2 separate regions of the Homo sapiens genome follow, and region 2 is linked to region 1. Evidence: read pairs that join two places in POLR2A ChIA-PET (ENCODE). Cell type or tissue: PC-3. All regions are shown on one strand. Links, peaks and the distances in the headings refer to the core of each region. The heading gives the core; the rest is flanking DNA.

What was found. ChIA-PET counts read pairs that join two places held together with the same protein. Peaks named below come from ENCODE experiments on the same cell type or tissue, not always from the same donor. Only the 100,000 strongest peaks of a DNase experiment are listed, where the experiment ranks them.
Region 2: POLR2A ChIA-PET joins it to region 1 with 7 read pairs; 2 of 35 experiments call an interaction of 5 or more read pairs at or near these places.

What each region holds. Positions count from the first base shown.
Region 1 is chr19:51,125,354-51,130,728 of GRCh38, forward strand. SIGLEC9 (sialic acid binding Ig like lectin 9) reads left to right here. Exons shown (of 7, transcript NM_014441.3): 1 at 1-42; 2 at 244-522; 3 at 728-775; 4 at 1,677-1,943; 5 at 2,596-2,686; 6 at 3,061-3,157; 7 at 4,538-4,957. The coding sequence ends at 4,726. Among named protein-coding and RNA genes, the nearest start is that of SIGLEC9, 3.1 kb to the left of the region's middle. RefSeq lists an enhancer at 3,574-3,623. In PC-3, for the core only: no CTCF peak of the experiment used is centred there; DNase peaks (open chromatin) are centred at 2,638 and 3,658; H3K27ac peaks cover 505 bases.
Region 2 is chr19:51,576,174-51,581,548 of GRCh38, forward strand. It overlaps ZNF175 (zinc finger protein 175), which reads left to right. Exons shown (of 5, transcript NM_007147.4): 3 at 5,218-5,344. Among named protein-coding and RNA genes, the nearest start is that of ZNF175, 7.6 kb to the left of the region's middle. In PC-3, for the core only: no CTCF peak of the experiment used is centred there; no DNase peak of the experiment used is centred there.

The sequences.
Region 1 (5,375 bases), core at 134-5,133:
AATGGAATTATAAACATCACCGGCTCTCTGTGAATGTGACAGGTAAGGCACAGGCTCCAGGAAAGGCCACAGGGAAAGGTCATGGGGGCGGCAGGGAAAGGCTGGGATGGAGCCCCTGCCCCAGGAGAGGGCTTAGGGTGAAGCGAGTTGGCTCAGGGCAGGAGCTGGACCAGAGCCTGAGCTCCCCCCAGGGCTGCACCATGGATCCTCTGACCTGATCCTGAGTCCCCCTCTCTTCACCAGCCTTGACCCACAGGCCCAACATCCTCATCCCAGGCACCCTGGAGTCCGGCTGCCCCCAGAATCTGACCTGCTCTGTGCCCTGGGCCTGTGAGCAGGGGACACCCCCTATGATCTCCTGGATAGGGACCTCCGTGTCCCCCCTGGACCCCTCCACCACCCGCTCCTCGGTGCTCACCCTCATCCCACAGCCCCAGGACCATGGCACCAGCCTCACCTGTCAGGTGACCTTCCCTGGGGCCAGCGTGACCACGAACAAGACCGTCCATCTCAACGTGTCCTGTGAGTGCTGGGCCGGGACGCCTGGGTCCCTGATGGGGTGAGCGTCAAGCCTGGACACTGGGTGCTGGGTCCCGGAATCTGGGCTGGTGGTGGGGTCAGGAGGACACTGGCTCTGCCTTCCCTGTTTATGCGGCTCCTGGGGACAGACAGGGCCAGTGTCCCCAGCCCTCACAGTGATGCGGGTCTCCATGTCTTTCTGTCCCAGACCCGCCTCAGAACTTGACCATGACTGTCTTCCAAGGAGACGGCACAGGTAGGATGGAGCTCCCTCCCTGGGGCTGGAGGAGCAGGGCCTTCAGGTCAGGATGGGGCTGGCTTATTCCTCAACCTGGACTCACTTTGGCAAACAGGGATGTCCTTGTGGGTGAACTCAGGGCCCCTCTGTATCCTTAGGCCCCAAGGCCACTTGTTCCCATCCTCCCATCACCTCCCTTGGACTCCCCCACACACCCCCCCCTCAGCCTCAAACAAGAAGAGGGTGGCATTCACACAGCAGGACCAGGCTTTGAGGCTCCTTCTCATGTATCTCCTGAATACATCTCCACCCTTATCTGTTTATTTCTGATAGTTCTGATCTAAGTACTTCTGGACAGGTGATAAATGTCCATGGGCAAAAATTCAAATTGCAGAGCAAAGGCTCTCCTCCGATGCCTGCCCCCCTCCCCAGAACCAACCACTGTCCATCCAGGCTGCCCTGAGTCTCGGTTTGTACACCTGGAGGATCTCAGAGGTGGTTTGACGTCCGTAGTGAGACTGTCCGCACCCTCCTCTAGGGCTGTGTGTGAGTCCACTGCATGGATGGACTCTGATTTTGTGGCATCTCCTAATGGAAGATCACGGCACTAATTTCATCCTACGGCAGGATAGAACAATCTTGTATCTACTTCCACAGGAATATCTAAGCCTGTGGGTTAAGTTCCTAAAAGCAAAATGTAGCTACATTATATGTTCTTTCTTATTTTGAAAGATAAGCCCAAACTGTTCTCGATGAAGCGGGGAGAAGTTTACATTCCCAGCAGTGAGTGGTGAAAGTGTGTGTTTCCAGAACTTCAGTCTATGTCTGTGTGTCAGTTGCTGTCATCAGTCTCTTTCTGTATCCTTCCTTTTTCTCCAGATCTATGTATCTCTCTGACCCTCTGTCTCTTTTTCTACAGTATCCACAGTCTTGGGAAATGGCTCATCTCTGTCACTCCCAGAGGGCCAGTCTCTGCGCCTGGTCTGTGCAGTTGATGCAGTTGACAGCAATCCCCCTGCCAGGCTGAGCCTGAGCTGGAGAGGCCTGACCCTGTGCCCCTCACAGCCCTCAAACCCGGGGGTGCTGGAGCTGCCTTGGGTGCACCTGAGGGATGCAGCTGAATTCACCTGCAGAGCTCAGAACCCTCTCGGCTCTCAGCAGGTCTACCTGAACGTCTCCCTGCAGAGTGAGTGCACCAGTATGCTGGGGAGGGGCTGGAGAGGAGAACACACCTCCTCCACCCTTAGTAACTGCTGAGCGTGGACCTTCAGAGAGGAGCTCCGCTCTGGTCTGTGCTCAGCTGTGAGGTCTGGAACTTCCCTGGGACCCACAGCACCACTGTCCTCTTCCTGCCAGGGAAGGGTTGTGGGGTGGGGAGAGGGCAGGAGTGGATCTCAGAGGGGACAGGATGGGGCCGGACAGGTGTGTTTAGGGAGACAAGCGCCTTTCTTTGCAGGGCTGAACTGGAGTCACACAACTGAGATACTTGCTTTGAGCATCAAATTAAAAAAAAGAAAAAGCCCAGCAAGTCAGCAATCAAATGAAATCATATTGCAATGCAATAATCTTTTAAAAAAAGTAAAAATTGAATGCAAAACAAATTCATTAATGGATAAAATATTAAAATTGTGAAAAAAAACCCCAAAAGGAATGGCTGGCACTTGCACGCCTCACTGGCCTCAGGAAGAGTCTCTCCATGTCCTGCTCTCTCTCATTCCTGTTCTTTGTGTCTGGAAAGGGGAAGTGGAAATAGAAGTCTAGGACCCTACAGGAAGTGGGAGGAGAAGAGACCCAATTCTCTATGATATATCACAAAAATAACTCCCATCTGTCAACAGGCAAAGCCACATCAGGAGTGACTCAGGGGGTGGTCGGGGGAGCTGGAGCCACAGCCCTGGTCTTCCTGTCCTTCTGCGTCATCTTCGTTGTGTAAGCATGGACCCTAGAGAGGGAGGGAGGGAGAGCCCTGGGGGAGGACAGGCTGGAAGCTGGATCCCTGAAGCCAGAGCTGGAGGGACCTGGATGGGTCAAGAGCTTGGGGCAAGAAGGAGGTCACAGGTGCATGGTGAGAATTCCATGTGGGCCTGTGTTTGAGGAGCTTTGAGTCTGTGGCAAACCTTGGTACCCACTGTCCAGGAGAAGAGAGCCTCTGTTCTCAACCTTGGGGTCTCTAAGACTGGACCACTGCTTTCCCACCTCAGTCACCCCTGCAGTCCCTTAATAGGAAACACATGGGGGTACCTGGTCTGCCCACCGCACCCCAATCTGACCACACTGAAAGGCTCTCTGGTCTCTTCACTCAGAGTGAGGTCCTGCAGGAAGAAATCGGCAAGGCCAGCAGCGGGCGTGGGAGATACGGGCATAGAGGATGCAAACGCTGTCAGGGGTTCAGCCTCTCAGGTGAGTGATGTGGACTCTCCACAGCCAGCATGTAGCCTGGACACCTCCCACAGGATGACCCCCAGGACTAATCAGCTGGGCGTAGCCAAAGTTACCTCCTCTCTGTTCTTCCTTTCTTCTCTGTAGCCCCAAATCACAATGTTTGGTTGGTTTCCTCCCCTAAGAACAGCTTTTATTGTCTCTGCTCCCTATCCTGACCCTTCATTGCTGAGGCCTGAGGATCTCTGTCTTTTGTTCCCTCACCTGTCTGCCTGTCTCCTCTCCTTTCCTGCCTGGGGGGACTGTCCAGAAGACATCATCGTCCAGTTCCTCTGCATTTGAACAGCTGTTCCCCCACCCCTCAATACCGTTTAGAGCAGAAGCCAGCAAATACTATCTGTCAGGGACAGATAGAAACTATTTTCGGCTTCATGGGCCACACAGTCTCATTGCAGCTCCTCAAATCTGCTGTTGTAGCAAGAAAGAAGCCATATACCCTGTGTAAACAAATGAATATGGCTGTGTGCCAATAAAACTATTCACAAACATAAAGAGTGGGCTGGATATGACTCAGATACTGTAGTTTGACAACCCCTGATCTAGAGTAAAAATCCCAAACTCTATAGCCTGCAGCAGTGCACATTCTGACTTTTTTTGTTTTTTTTTTTTTTTGTTGTTGTTGTTTTTGAGACAGAGTCTTGCTCTGTCGCCCAGGCTGGAGTGCAGTGGTGCGATCTCTGCTCACTGCAACTTCCACCTTCCGGGTTCAAGCCATTCTCCTGCCTCAGCCTCCGGAGTAGCTGGGACTACAGGCGCCTGCCACCACGCCCAGCTAATTTTTTTGTATTTTTAGTAGAGACGGGGTTTCACTGTGTTAGCCAGGATGGTCTCAGTCTCCTGACCTTGTGATCTGCCCACCTTGGCTTCCCGAAGTGCTGGGATTACAGGCGTGAGCCACTGTGACCGGCCACATTCTGACCTTTTAAGCACCTACCTCTCCACTAGGGCAAGAACAAGGGTGAAGTGAGTGAGGCTGTTGCCTCAAGTGCATTTTTTCGTTTGTTTGTTTTTGTTTTTTGAGATGGAGTCTCGCTCTGTCACCCAGGATGTAGTGCAGTGGCACAATCTTGGCTTACTGCAACCTCTGCCTCCTAGGTTCAAGCGATTCTCCTGCCTCAGCCTCCTGAGTAGCTGGGATTAAAGGTGCACACCACCACACCTGGCTAATTTTGTATTTTTAGTAGAGACAGGGTTTCACCATGTTGGCCAGGCTGGTCTCAAACTCCTGACCTCAGGTGATCCGCCTACCTCAGCCTCCTGAAGAGCTGGGATTACAGATGTGAGCCACCGCGCCCCATCCTCACTGTCTGCTCTGACTCACTTCTCTCTCCCATGTCTCAGGGGCCCCTGACTGAACCTTGGGCAGAAGACAGTCCCCCAGACCAGCCTCCCCCAGCTTCTGCCCGCTCCTCAGTGGGGGAAGGAGAGCTCCAGTATGCATCCCTCAGCTTCCAGATGGTGAAGCCTTGGGACTCGCGGGGACAGGAGGCCACTGACACCGAGTACTCGGAGATCAAGATCCACAGATGAGAAACTGCAGAGACTCACCCTGATTGAGGGATCACAGCCCCTCCAGGCAAGGGAGAAGTCAGAGGCTGATTCTTGTAGAATTAACAGCCCTCAACGTGATGAGCTATGATAACACTATGAATTATGTGCAGAGTGAAAAGCACACAGGCTTTAGAGTCAAAGTATCTCAAACCTGAATCCACACTGTGCCCTCCCTTTTATTTTTTTAACTAAAAGACAGACAAATTCCTACCTCTCTGTACCTTGGTTTCCTGCTCTGTAAAACAGGAATGAGAAGCCCTACTTGCAAGGTTGTGGTCACCATTCCAGGAGTCACATCCCGTTAGAGCTCCTGGCACAGGTGTATGCCGAGCACTGATGGATCGCTGTGCTTTGAACACAAAGGTCCTGCTGGGAACCTCTCCTGATTCTGGTGGCAACTAGTACTTATATGTCTGTGTCACTTGCCTGCAAAATAGCGATTCTGCAACTTTCCAGGAAATAACCTCAGCCTGCAAATCAGGTCTAGGTAGCATCTGGATCCTGCCCACCTCTTCAGCCTCATCTGCCCACCCTGTGACTGCTAGGCCGCCTTACTCTCTGCAGTCTACGTATTGTGCACAGTCCAGTGGGAATCTTTAGGACACACTGAGCTCTCTCCGCACTGCTC
Region 2 (5,375 bases), core at 188-5,187, 450 kb after region 1:
GAGTTTCGCTCTTGTCTCCCAGGCTGGAGTGCAATGGCGCGATCTTGGCTCACTGCAACCTCTCCTCCTGGGTTCAAGCCATTCTCCTGCCTCACTCTCCTGAGTAGCTGGGATTACAGGCACTTGCCACCACGCCTGGCTAATTTTTATATTTTTAGTAGAAACAGGGTTTCACCATGTTGGGCAGGCTGGTCTCAAACTCCTGACTTCAGGTGATCCGCCAGCCTCGGCCTCCCAAAGTGCTGGGATTACAGGCATGAGCCACCACACCCGGCCTTCAGGAACAGTTTTAATCCTCATAACTTTGCGAGGTACTGCTGCCATTATCCCCCCTTTACAGACAAGAAGACTGAGGCACAGAATGAAATAAGTGGCTCAAGTTTACATAGTCAGCAAGCAGCCAGCCTGGGATTGAAGGCAGGCAGTTTGCTTGAGGGTTGGGGCTGTCAATGCCATCTCCTTGAGGAAACCTTTCCTATTGCTTTTTTGTCTTGATGCGATTGGACCTGGCTGTTCTCCTGGCGCCTCACGCTGTCTTCTCATGGTGCTGTGTTCACCATCACCTGGGAATTCTTTTTTTCTCTGTCAAGTGTCCAGTTCCTTGTGTCTTGAATCCTTTCTTGAATCCTTTGGCTTTCTCTTCCACGGTTTACCGTTACTCTCATTTCGTGAAAGTGCATCCCCTAGGAGTTCTTGGGGACGGTACACGGCAGTAAATCCTGTGAGAACTTATCTGAACATGTCTGTTCAGATAACGGAGACTAAACTTAAGAATAGGAGAATCACTTGACCCAGGAGGTTGAGGCTGCAGTGAGCTGTGATGGCACCACTGCACTCCATCCTGGGTGACAGAGTGACATCCTGTCTCAAAAAACAAAAACGAAAACAAAAGACCTGAGAGGTTTACATATATGAGCATGACATGAAAGTGAAATGATATGAAAATGAATGATATGAAAATGTCACGCCAAAAAGCAAAGATCATATATTTGCATATTTAATAGAAAGATGTCACGGAAAATGACTTGATTTACCCTCACACTAAGTTGATCTTTGCCTGGGTTCATAGGTTGGAAATCATTTTTTTCTTCCTAAAACACCCCATATACTACTTCCTTACCACACACATATAGTCTCTCTGCTCTCAAATCCTGAAACTCTTTATTTTTAAGCTGTTAGTCTCCATTTAAAAGGGTTTTTATGCTCTGTCATTTTCTATTTCTTTGGTTTTGGACCCTCTTTCTGGAAGAATTTCTCAACTTTATTTTCTAGCCCTCCGATAATCATTACTGCCTTAAAAAATTTTTAAGAGCTTTTAGATATGAATACTCCTTTTAATGACATGATGTTTTTGTTTAATGATTGAACTATCTTACCTAAGGATATTTGAGATATTTTAAAATGTAATTTTATGAATAGATAATACACAGCATTCACAAATTAAAACATCATGAAAAGTAATTTTTTTACAAAATACTCCTTTCTCTCTCTTTTTTTTTTTTTTTTTTGAGATGGAGTCTCACTCTGTCGCCCAGGCTGGAGTGCAGTGGCACGATCTTGGCTCACTGCAAGCTCCGCCTCCCGGGTTCACGCCATTCTCCTGCTTCAGCCTCCCGAGTAGCTGGGACTAAAGGCGCCCGCCACCACACCAAGCTAATTTTTTGTATTTTTAGTAGAGATGGGGTTTCACCGTGTTAGCCAGGATGGTCTCAATCTCCTGACCTCGTGATCCGCCCGCCTTGGCCTCCCAAAGTGCTGGGATTACAGGCGTGAGCCACCGCACCTGGCATACCCCTCTCTCTTTTGTCCCTGATTTGTCCAGGTTTCTTCCACATAGGTAATTATAGTTAGTCATCTGCCTTTACCTCCCAAACACTACCACTTTCTTCCAAAGTTAACTACTTTCGTCACTTTTAAGTTAATTACTTCATTTTAAAAAACGAGGCCGGATGCAGTGGCTCACGCCTGTAATCCCAGCACTTTGGGAGGCCGAGGCGGGCTGATCACGAGGTCAGGAGTTTGAGACCAGCCTGGCCAACATGGTGAAACCCCATCTCTACTAAAAAAATACAAAAAATTAGCCAGGCATGGTGGCGGGTGCCTGTAATTCCAGCTACTTGGGAGGCTGAGGCAGGAGAATCGCCTGAACCCGGGAGGTGGAGGTTGCAGTGATCCAAGATCATGCCATTGCATTCCAGCCTGGGCAACAAGAGTGAAACTCCATCTCAAAAAAAAAGAAGCAAGCCCCAGAATGGGAAAAGATTCTTGTTACACATACAGCTGACAAAAGGTTCCTATAAAACGTTGAGGACGGCTGGGCGTGGTGGCTTATGCCTATAACCCCAGCACATTGGGAGGCCAAGATGGGAGGATTGCTTGAGCCCAGGAGTTTGAGACGATCCTGAGCGTCATAGGGAGACCCCATCTTTACAAAAAATAGAAAAATTAGCTAGGTGTGGTGGTGTGTGCCTGTGATCCCAGCTACTCAGGAGGCTGACACGGGAGAATCACTTGAGCCCGGAGGTCGAGGCTGCAGTGAGCTGTGATTGCACCACTGCATTCCATCCTGGGTGACAGAGTGACATCCTGTCTCAAAAAACAAAAACAAAAGACCTGAGAGGTTTACAGGACAATGAGATACTCCTTCAGAAACACAGAAATGGCCACGTGCAGTGGCTCACACCTGTAATCCCAAAACTTTGGGAGGCCAAGGTGGGTGGATCGTGTGAGCTCATGAGTTTGAGACCAGCATGGGCAACATGCTGAAACCCCATCTCTACAAAAAATACAAAAATTAAGGCTGAGTGTGGTGACTCACACCTGTAATCTCAGAACTTTGGGAGGCAGAGATGGGCCGATCACTTGAGGCCAGAGTTTAAGACCAGCCTGGCCAACATAATGAAACCCCGTGTCTACTAAAAATACAAAAATTAGCCAGGCATGTTGGCAGGCACCTGTAATCCCAGCTACTTGGGAGGCTGAGGCAGGAGAATCGCTTGAACCCAGGAGTCAGAGGCTGCAGTGAGCCAAGAGCATGCCAGTGCACTCCAGCCTTAGTGACAGAGTAGACTCCATCTCAAAAAAAAAAAAAAAAAAAAAAAGCTGGACATGGTAGTGCACGCCTGTGGTCCCAGCTACTTGGGAAGCTGAGGCAGGAGGATCGCTTGAGTCTGAGAGGCAGAGGCTGCAGTGAGCCATGCTCGTGCCACTGCAATCCAGCTTGGGCAACAGAGTGAGATTCTATCTCCCAAAAAAAATTTTTTTTTTTTGAGGAAAAGTGTTTTTTAACCCAGTAGAAAACTGAAGAAGAGACTTGCTTGAATAGGCTGGTAAACATGGGAAGATGCTCAGCTTCATTAGTCATCTGGGAATTGCCAGTGTAACTCCCATGCCTGTACCAAAATGCATACAGTTACCAACACTGATAATACCAAATGTAGGTGAGGATACAGAGCAACCAGAAGGATTTTGTGTGCTGCTGGTAAGCATATAAATTGGTACAACCAATTTGGAAAATGATTTCTAATTTTCTACTAAAGGCGAGCATGTTTTTCCCATGACCCAGAATTCCACCCCTGGGTATATGCCCAACATCTGTTCTGAACTGGTATTTAAATGTAGACCTGTGCTGTCCAGTATGGTAGCCACTCACCACATGTAGCTATTGAGCACTTGAATGCGGCTGGTTCACCCTGAGATGTGCTTGAAGTATAAAATATATGCTGACTTCTGAAAACTTAGTATGAAAACAGAATGTAAAGCATCTCATCTCGATGATTTTTAAAATATTGAATATAGAATATTCAATATATAGAATATAGAATGTTTTAATATATGTAATATTAAAATATTACATATAGAAATGATAATGTTTTGAATATAATGGATTAAGTAAAAATATCATTAAATTGATTTTATCTGTCTTTTAAACATGGCTACTAGACAATTTTAAGTTATATGTGTGGCTCACATTCACGGTTCATGTTTTATTTCCATTGGATGGCTCTCCTCTAGAGGCTTGATCAGAGTCCACTTGGATTTCTTTGTTTTTGGAAATGATACTTAATAGTTTGCACACCACGTATTTTCCTACCTCTCTACTTTTATTTTTTTATTTTGCATCATATTAGGTGCACTTTAATATCTGGTTATCTCTCTCCTTGTGATAAAATTGATGATTGGGTTCAGATATTGTCAGCCTACTCCTCCATTATAAAGACCCATCAGTCTTTCATATGGTTTTAGCAGTCATTGGTGATCAGTAACAGTGACATTTTTGTTTTGTCCTTCAGGCTGCATTTATCATCTGCAGTACTTCTGTAATGAAGATCTTTCCATCATCAGTCCTTTCATTAACCTAATATTAGTTATTACAGGAGAGATCATCTTGTTGAAATATTATATGATCATATCTCTTCCCTGCACTTAAAATCCTGAAATGGCAGTCCGTTCATTAAAATAAATAATCCATACCCATTATATATTGAGGCACCAGCCCACTTCTTTGGAGCTTGGATGGTAACCACCTTCCAAACATGACATAGTCGCCTCTTATCTTACACAGAGCTGTCTGCTTCTCCCTGAATTCACAGTGTTTTCCTACCTCTCTAGTTTTATTCATGCTCTTTTCTGGAAAATGATTTCCTTCACACATCCTGCATCACAGTTCTTACTTCCAGCGTAAGCTTCACCAACTCTAAGTAGCATTACCTTCTACTCCTAGGTAGAATTTGCCTTTCCCTAATTTGCCCTTCCCCAACAGTGTCCTCTGCATATATTTCTACCATGTTCCCTTTTTAACCCTGTAGTTGAGCTTTTGTATTTACATGTCTTCCAAGTCTCTGAGTTGCTGCAAGAGTAGAAGCTTATGTAATTCTGTGTTGAGCACCAGAACCCAGCTCAACTACAGCCTCACATGTAGTTGCTTCGTCAACATCATGCTGGTTATTCCTAAATTAGCTAAAGGACTTAGAGGGAACCCATTTCTGGCCTCATTTTTGAAAAAAAAAAATGAATGAATGAATGTAGGTGTACAGTGGATGGAGGATATTTCTCTTATTTTTTTTTAAATCCCTAAAAATGTGAAATAGGTGTTTGGTGGGAAGCCTCTGTGATGGATCGTGGTGAAAATCATTAAAAGCATGTTCCTCCTATATGTGCCATCCCCACTCGCCAATGATGACCTAATTCACAGTGAGCTGGGGTACACTGTTACAGGCATCAGTGTCATTTGAGGACGTGACCGTGGACTTCAGCAGGGAGGAGTGGCAGCAACTGGACCCTGCCCAGAGATGCCTGTACCGGGATGTGATGCTGGAGCTCTATAGCCATCTCTTCGCAGTGGGTGAGCACAACTGACCTGGGAATCTTGGCTG